2 separate regions of the Homo sapiens genome follow, and region 1 is linked to region 2. A link is an interaction called in ENCODE POLR2A ChIA-PET data of the cell type or tissue named here. Cell type or tissue: K562. All regions are shown on one strand. Each heading gives the region's core, and the rest is flanking DNA. Links, peaks and the distances in the headings are about the cores only.

Region 1 (4,389 bases), core at 172-4,171, 460 kb before region 2:
CGGCTAGATCTCACCCTGGGCTCTTAAGCTTCTGGCTTCCAGGGCCAGGGCCAAGCTTCCCCTGTTAGACTCTTAGGTAAGACACAGGCCCTGTGTGAAGCAGTTCCATAGGCCTGGTCACACAGAGGACACCCTTCTCTTTGATTCCATCCCCCAACCCCTAAACCCCCCTTTCCTCTGCAGATATACTCTAGACTGGTTGGGGAGTGGAGAATATCATACTGTTATAACCTCTTTCTCCCCATCGAAAAGACATAAATATCAGTTTCTCTTTATTATTGTGAAGCTTTAAACCACTTGAAAATCCTTTAGCCCACAGTTAAGCCCAAACAGTAAATATATCCTTAATATATATGTGGGAATCTTATTTTTTATGAGGAATCCCATTGTCTTGCACCTTATTTGTGTTTAACATTTGGGTATCTTTGTTCTCCGTTGGTCTTTTCCAATTCAGGTATCATCTTTTTGATTGTCTTTTTTTTTTTTGAGACAGAGTCTCGCTCTCTCGCCAGGCCGGAGTGCAGTGGCACTATCTCAGCTCAGTGCAACCTCTGCCTCCCGGGTTCAAGCGATTCTCCTGCCTCAGCCTCCCGAGTAGCTGGGACTACAGGTATGCGCCACCACGCCCAGCTAATTTTTGTATTTTTAGTAGAGACGGGGTTTCACCATGTTGGCCGGGATGGTGTCGATCTCTTGACCTCATGATCCACCCGCCTCAGCCTCCCAAAGCGCTGGGATTATAGGCGTGAGCCACCGTGCCCGGCCCTTGATTGTCTTTAATATTATTTTCTTCATACTAAAGAGGCAGAAAATATTTTATATACAGAGGAGCTAGATTGCATTCATATCGTTTCCAAGCTTTAACTTTTCATGATTATATGCAAAATTCTATACCAGCAGCATTTTTTAACCTTTTTATTGACATGTGACTTATGTATAATAGTTTACAAATTGTAAATACAGCTCGATGGGTTTTTATATTATTATACACTCATGTATTTACCTCTCAAATCAAGTTATAACTCCTCCATCCAGCAGTGTGCTTTTTTTTTTTTTTCTTTTTTTTGAGACAGTGTCTCGCTCTGTTGTCCAGGCTGGAGTGCAATGGTGCGATCTTCGCTCACCACAACCTCTGTCTCCTGGGTTCAAGTGATTCTCCTGCCTCAGCCTCCCAAGTAGCTGGGATTACAGGTGCCAGCCACCACACCCAGCTAATTTTTGTATTTTTAGTACAGTCGGGGTTTCACCAGGTTGGACAGGCTGGTCTCCAACTCCTGACCTCAGGTGATCCACCCACCTCAGCCTCCCAAAGTGCTGGGATTACAGGCATGAGCCACCTCACCCGGCGGCAATGTGCTTTTTTCAGTTTGATAGAAACTCATTTTTTCCTAGCTAAAAGCTACATTTTTTAAAAACATGCATAGAAGGTCGCAGTCCCTGTTATTTTTAGTAACAGGGGTTATGGTAATGAGATTGTTAATATTCTGGGGTTTTTCTTTCTATCTCTAATAGGAGAGCCTTGCTTGAGTTATGAGTCTTGGGCAGGCTTGGGCTCTGCCACCAGCTAGCTGGCTGTGTGACCCTAGGCAGGTCACTTCTCCTCACCTTCATTTTTTTTCTTTAATTGTCAACAGTAGGATGGGGTCTTTAAGGCCCTTTTGGGCTCTGACTACCAATTCTAGCCTCTGGGGTAATAAACCTGCCACTTGTTGAAAGCTCACCTTCAGCCTGATACTGTGGTGCATTGTTTCACTTGATCTGAACTACCCCATGCAATTAGTATTAAAGAATACCAATTTTTAGATAAGGAACTGAAGCTGATAATGATCACTTGTGTGACTTGGCCAAGGTCACACGGCTAATAAACGGTGGAGTGGAGCTTGAACCAAACCCGGCTCAGCCTCCCAAGTCCTAACCTGCTAGCCACGCTGGGGAAGGTTGTGGGTACCTCGTGTGGATCGTGGCTGGCGTTGCTTCAGATTCTTCTTTCCTCTGGGTCTGCAACCAGCTAGAAGCCTGGATAGTCCTGCTGTGAGTCTGTCCTCTGTTTCTGTGTGCTGGCAGTGGTTTTCCCTTTTGAGGAAGAGCTGTGTTCTTGAGCCTATGGGTAAATCATCTCCCCAACTAATCGGAGCCTGGGAAGCATTTGCAAAACCTTGACTCCAGTTGGCTTTTAAATCAAATGTCTTCCACTTTAGCCTTTGAACCGAGTTACTTCCTCCTGTGTCTCTTGCTCCATTTTCTTTAACAACTCCTTTCTGCTGTTGTTTTTTTGGTTTGATTTTGTTTTGTTTTGCTGGACTCTTGTTTAAATATTCAGGAATGCCCTTTTCCGGGGTAAAATGTAGCTGAAGAGTCACTGGTCAGAAGCACCTGCAGGGGACCCTGGGCGGGGTCACTTGGTTCTCAGGCCACCTGGCTAACCTTGAGTGAGCTAGTCTCTACGCCCCGCCTGCCCTGGTCAACAGTCTGATTGGTTTCCCTAATCAGCTTGCTCTCCAGGCTGTGCCAGGACTCTCAGCTAGAGGAAGTCTCTAAAGCAAACAGGAAGTACACGAGACACTCATCAGCTGGAATTGCTCACCCTTTTACCAGGAAGGACAAAACATATGAAGTGGGTGACTTCGTGGATTAGAGGAAAGGTGAAACTTTCAAAGGGAGGTTAGGGGGAGGAATTGCAGCAGCATCTAGTGTCTTGGAGAAGGCTCCAGTTGCTGAGTGAAGCTGAAGACCCCTCCCACATTCATGGACTTACACATGCACACTTACGAGTTGTGCACAGCACTGATCGGGGGTGCCTTTCTGTCTCTTGGATTTCTCCCTCCTTCGTATATCAACTGTAGCTCTTGTGCTTCGATCAACTGCTTAAAATCACTGGGAACTTATTTTTAAAATACTGATTTCTGGACTCCACCTCTAGAGATTCTAATTCAGTTGGTCAGGGTATTTTCTAAAGGCCCTGGGTGATTCTGGTGAAGAAGAGTTTGACTGGAGGCTGAAATAGAAGGATCACTTGAGCCTGGGAGGTCAAGGCTGCAGTGAATCGTGATTGCATCACTGCTCTAGCCTGGGCAACAGTGAGACTCTATCTCCAAAAAAAAAAAAAAAAAATTACAGGTGGCTCACACCTGTAATCCCAGCACTTTTGGAGGTTGAGGCAGGAGTTTGATACCAGCCTGGCCAGCGTGGTAAAACCCCGCCGCTACAAAAAATACACAAAAATTTAGCCGGGTGTAATGACGTATACCTATAGTTCCAGCTACTCCTAGAAGCTGAGGCATTAGAATCGCTTGAGCCTGGGTGGCAGAGGTTGCAGTAAGCAGAGATCGTGCCACTGCACTCCAGCCTGGGTGAGAGAGCGAGATTCTGTCTCAAAAAAAAAAAAAAAAAACTTAAGAAAAAAAAAGAATTTGAGACCCACTGACCTGTAGTGTCCAGAGCAGAGGGAACCCCGGAGCAGGGAAGAACAGTGTCCCATTTTTCTTTCTCTTTCTCTTCCATCCTTGGCCCAGAAGTGCCTGTGCACAGGGCCAGGGTGTTTAGGAGCTTAGATCCCTTCTGCGCTTTCATGTGCATTGTATTAATAGGAAAATAGTGTGACTCCAAGTCCTTATACATTCTCTCCCCTTTCCTGTGGAAGACATGAGGTTGGGACTGGTGCTTGTTCTTAGTGGCCTCTGAACAAGCCAGGGTTCTGATTTGGATGGTGGGTCCATGGCAAGGAGAATCTTTCTCCCTAGATCTGAAGCTCCAGCACGGCCATTGTACTTGTGAAAAAAAGTCAACTTTTTTTTGAGACAGAGTCTTACTCTTTTGCCCCAAGCTGGAGTGCAATGGCGCGATCTCAGCTCACTGCAATCTCTGCTTCCTGGGTTCAGGCAATTCTTGTGCCTCAGCCTCCCAAGTAGCTGGGATTACAGGCGTGTACCACCACGTTGGCTAATTTAAAAAAATCAACTTTGACTGTAACTTTAGCTCTTATGGAGAATTTGATTTTTGTCTCAAAGAAGACTTTGAAAACTATGTCAGTTTTGGCTATAATTCCATCACCTGACTGCACAAGTGGATAATTTTTGCCAGGGGTTCAAAAAGAAAGATTGCCAGTAAGACACACATCCCTGGGAGGCAGGACAGCTCAGTGAATGCATTCACCTTTACTACCTGCCATGTCTTCAGTTTCCCAGGCTTGGGAGGAGAGGGTATAATGCTTCCTGGGGCTCTCGGTCTGGCCTTCCCCTGGCTTAGACACCCTCATATCTCCGTGCGCCCTTCCTAGCAAAATTGGCTTCCTTGGGCTTTATTGACTGCAAAGGTTGGACACCACTGCTCATTTGATCACCAAGCAGGGCCAGGCAAACCACTAGGCAACAGACCGTAAAAAGTGCTGGG
Region 2 (4,389 bases), core at 71-4,070:
GCCCGGCTAATTTTTGTATGTTTTTGTAGAAATGGGGTTTCAGCATGTTGGCCAGGCTGGTCTCAAACTCCTCTGCTCAAGCCATTCGCGTGCCTCAGCCTCCCAAATTGTTGGGATTATAGGTGTGAGCCACTGTGCCCAGCCTTCACAATACTTTTTATATGAATTACTTATTAAAATAAGAATATTTTGGATCTATTATATTAAATAAAATATACTATTAAGTTAAATTCACCTGTTTCTTTTTACTTTAAAGAAACGTGGCTCCTGGGAGCCCCCAGGAGCTATTTAGTTGCATGTGTGGTGTGCGTTCTATTCCTACTGGACAGTGCTGCTCAGCAGGATGCTAGGCTGAAGCGAGCCTGCTGGCACACACATGGCAGGCCCTAGTCACAGGAACGGCTGTTCTTTCCAGCCTTCTCTGCCACCACCTGCCTCATTTCTTTGTCTCCTGCCCCCGCCTCCAGCATCTCTAGTTCCCAGTGATTTAGCTCTGCTGTGAGCTTGCATATTTCTCTCCCTGCTCCCAGTTTAGAAGACAGCTTGGTGATGGTCATATGTACCAAAGCCGGGCCAAGGATGTCGAGGGAACTTTTTCCTGCTCAAGTGGCTTATTGAGTATTCACTCACCCAAACTGTGTCCCTTCCTGGGCCAACAAGGTGAAATTCTCTCCTCTTTTCACTTGCCTAGCCCAAGACAGATACTGCCACCTGAGCATGCACCGGGGCAGTGGGGGGCATCGATTTCATCCTTTGCCCCAAACAGCTTAGCAGCTGTCCCTCTACCATAGATAAAACTCTTCCTGAGAGGAGTTTTGTACGGTCTTTTTTTTTTTTTTATTTTGTGAAATTTACAGTGGTTGAGCTCTTGCTACGAGCTTAGCTGAGTGTTTCACACCCTGTCCCATGGAATCCTGACAAAGCTCATTAGTCCTTCTGCAGACAGAGACCTGGCAGGATAGCGGTGGTGGCCCTCTTCCTGCTGGGCTGCCTGGCCACCCAAGAGGGACCAGGTTTCCTGAGCGAGGAACCTCTGGGATGATTGTGCTCTTATAAAGGGGTTATCTGTTTTCTTGATGGAGGCCAGCATTTGGGGCATGCACCCCAATTCTCTCCGGAGCTCAGATGTGCCGTGCATATTTGGAGAGGGTCTGGGAGGCCAGTGCTACTGTGGACAATCTCATTACAGCACACAACATAAGATTCAAACAAATTCCCTCCCTCCCTCCCTCCCTCCCCTCCCTCCCTCCCTCCCTTCCTTCCTTCCTTCCTCCTGCTTTTCTCTCCCTCTCTTTTCTTTTCTCTTTTCTTCTTTCTTTCTTTCTTTTCCCTCCTTCCTTCCTTCCTTTCTTCCTTCCTTCCTTCCCTCCTTCCCTCCTCCCTCCCTCCCTCCTTTCTTTCTCTCTCTTTCTTTCTTTCTTTCTCTCTTTCTGTCTCTCTCTCCTTCCTTTCCCTTCCTTCCTTCCCTCTTTCTTTCTTTTCTTTTTTTTTTTTTTGAGATGGAGTCTCATTCTGTAGCCCAGGCTGGAGTGCAGTGGCACAATCTTGGCTCACTGCAACTTCTGCCTCCTGAGTTCAAGCAATTCTCCCACCTCAGCCTCCTGAGTAGCTGGGATTACAGGCACCCACAATGATGCCTGGCTAAGTTTTGTATTTTTAGTAGAGATGGGGTTTTGCTATGTTGCCCAAGCTGGTCTTGAACTCCTGACCTCAGGTGATCTGCCCACCTTGGCCTCCTAAAGTGCTGGGATTACAGGTGTGAGCCACTGTGCCTGGCGAGAATTGTTATTTTCTTTTACAGATGAGGATGTTACCCAGTGTAATGCCTGTGTGACATAGGTGAATTTCTACCCTGCCTTAATTCTGCTTATCTTTAGGAAACAGGATGCTTGAGGTCAAAAGCTCCCCCTTCTGACCAAACTGGCTAAGACTTGTGGGATCCAAGGCAGCTCACTTGACCTCTGAAGAACCTCTAACTTCATTATAACTAATTTCTGTGCTAAGTGACACTCCCACCAGCACCATGACAGTTAACAATCACTGTGACTAAGACCGGAAGAAACCACAAAAACACAAAAAGGAAGACGGCACTCCAGTTTCAAGGAGTTCTCCACCCATTCCCAGAAAAGAAATGAATATTCCTCCCCTTACTTTTAATATCCAACCCTTTCATTAAAGGTGCCCTATATCTGTGACTTCCTGGCTCTCAGGAGCCGAGCCCAAGCTCCCACTTCTCAATTCCATGACCGTCTAATCTAAAGCCTGCACTGCTTGACATTCACTTTCAGTTTTGCATATTGATTTGTAACACCAAACGGGGAAAGGCTCCATTTTCTGGGGACCAGCTTTGTTGGTAACAAAGATACTGAATCATAGAGAGGAATCATTTTTGCAAGATCACAGCTGGTAAGTTGCATGGCTGGAATTCAGATCCAGAGCCTGTGCCCCTAACCTGGAAGGGGTGCCTGCCCTGGAAGATTGTCTGGGTCTGGTCCAGGGCCCCATACAGGCATCCTTGTAGTCACTGCTGGTTTCCCTTCCCAGAGCTTGGGGGAGGTGCTGAATGTCCTGCCCAGGTCAGTGTGGCATTAAAGAAAAGATTACTCATGACACTTGTTAAAGATGAAGGAAGACTTTATTCAAGGGGGAGCTATTACATTGGGGTTTTGTAGCAGAGGAGAGAGACTGGGTTTCACTCTCTCTACAATAGGGAAAATTGGGGATTTATAGCCAAGGAACAGGGTAGGGAGATTGGTGGAAAATTACTAAGAAGTTTTTATGCTCTTTTACCCCCGTAGTTCAATGAGTTCCGAATTGTTGTCCCATGACTGAGAAAAATGAGGTACATGGACAGCAGAGAGTGAGTAAGGCAGAATAGAATTTATTGAGGGACAGAAAAGCTCTCGACAGTGAGAGGGGACCCAAAAATGGGTTGCTGACCACGAGGCTGATACATTATAATTAGCATATAATAAGCAGTAAGGACACCAGAGGTTGGGTTGCTTTCTTTTTGTTTTTTTTTTTTTTTTTTTTTTTTGAGACAGAGTCTTGCTCTGTCGCCCAGGCTGGAGTGCAGTGGCACGATCTCAGCTCACTGCAACCTCTGCCTCCCAGGTTCAAGCGATTCTCCTGCCTCAGCCTCCCAAGTAGCTGGGACTACAGGCACGTGCCACCAGGCCCAGCTAATTTTTTGTATTTTTAGTAGAGATGGGGTTTCACCGTGTTAGTGAGGATGGTGTTGATCTCCTGACCTCGTGATATGCCTGCCTCAGCCTCCCGAAATGTTGGGATTACAGGCGTGAGCCACCGCGCCCAGTCCAGAGGTCGCTTTCATTACCATCTTGGTTTTGGCTGGCTTCTTTACCACATCTCGTTTTATCAGAGGGGTCTTCGTGACCTGTACCTTGCAAAACCAGTCCTGTGGAACTCCTATTGCAAGACTATACAGGTTAATGGCTTAACTCTACAATACTACCCCACTTCATTTTAAAATTTTATCTATCTGTCTGTCTATCTATCTATCTATCTATCTATCTATCTATCTATCTATCTACTTTTAGAGACAGGGTCTTGCTCTGTTGCCCAGGCTGGAGTGCAGTGGTGTGATCATAGCTCACTGCAGCCTCCAATTCCTTAAGACTGTCCCACTGCAATGCCAGCCACAAGTCTGCGCTTCACGTGCTTCTGGCCAATGGTTATAAATCAGGAGTTCCCACAACCCCTCCTTGGATTTGATAGTTTGCTAGAATGGCTCACAGAACTCAGGAAAACAGTTGAGTTACCAGGCTGACAGCTTATTATAAAAGAATACAACTAAAAAACAGCAGATGGCTGGGTGCAGTGGCTCATTGCTACAATACCAGCACTTTGAGAGGCCGAGGCGGGCAGACCACTTGAGGTCAGGAGTTCAAGACCAACCTGGCCAAAACAGTGAAACCCTGTTTCTACTAAAACTACAACAATGAGCCAGGTGTGGTGGTGGGCACTTGTAATCCCAGCAATTTGTAATCCCAGCAACGGGCTGAGGCAGGAGAATTGCTTGAACCTGGGAGGCAGAGGTTACACTGAGCTGAGATCGCACCACTGCATTCCAGCCTGGGAGACAGAGTGAGACGCTGTCTCAAAAAACAAAACAAAACAAAACTCAAAACAGGCAGGGCGCGGTGGCTCACGCCTGTAATCCCAGCACTTTGGGAGCTTAGGCGGGTGGATCACAAGGTCAGGAGATCAAGGCCATCCTGGCCAACATGATGAAACCCTGTCTCTACTAAAAATACAAAAATTAGCCGGGTGTGGTGGCGGGTGCCTGTAGTCCCAGCTAGTTGGGAGGCTGAGGCAGGAGAATCGCTTGAACCCGGGAGGCAGAGGTTGCAGTGAGCCAAGATTGCT

What was found. Peaks named below come from ENCODE experiments on the same cell type or tissue, not always from the same donor. Only the 100,000 strongest peaks of a DNase experiment are listed, where the experiment ranks them.
Region 1: POLR2A ChIA-PET joins it to region 2 with 6 read pairs; 5 of 35 experiments call an interaction of 5 or more read pairs at or near these places.

Annotation. Positions count from the first base shown.
Region 1 is chr17:42,133,983-42,138,371 of GRCh38, reverse strand. All of the region lies in intron 1 of RAB5C (RAB5C, member RAS oncogene family), which reads left to right. Among named protein-coding and RNA genes, the nearest start is that of HSPB9, 13 kb to the right of the region's middle. In K562, for the core only: no CTCF peak of the experiment used is centred there; a DNase peak (open chromatin) is centred at 2,498.
Region 2 is chr17:41,676,887-41,681,275 of GRCh38, reverse strand. No RefSeq gene overlaps it. Among named protein-coding and RNA genes, the nearest start is that of EIF1, 9.8 kb to the left of the region's middle. RefSeq lists an enhancer at 2,323-2,552. In K562, for the core only: a CTCF peak has its summit at 1,910 (motif pointing left); DNase peaks (open chromatin) are centred at 1,945 and 2,555; H3K4me3 peaks cover 1,016 bases.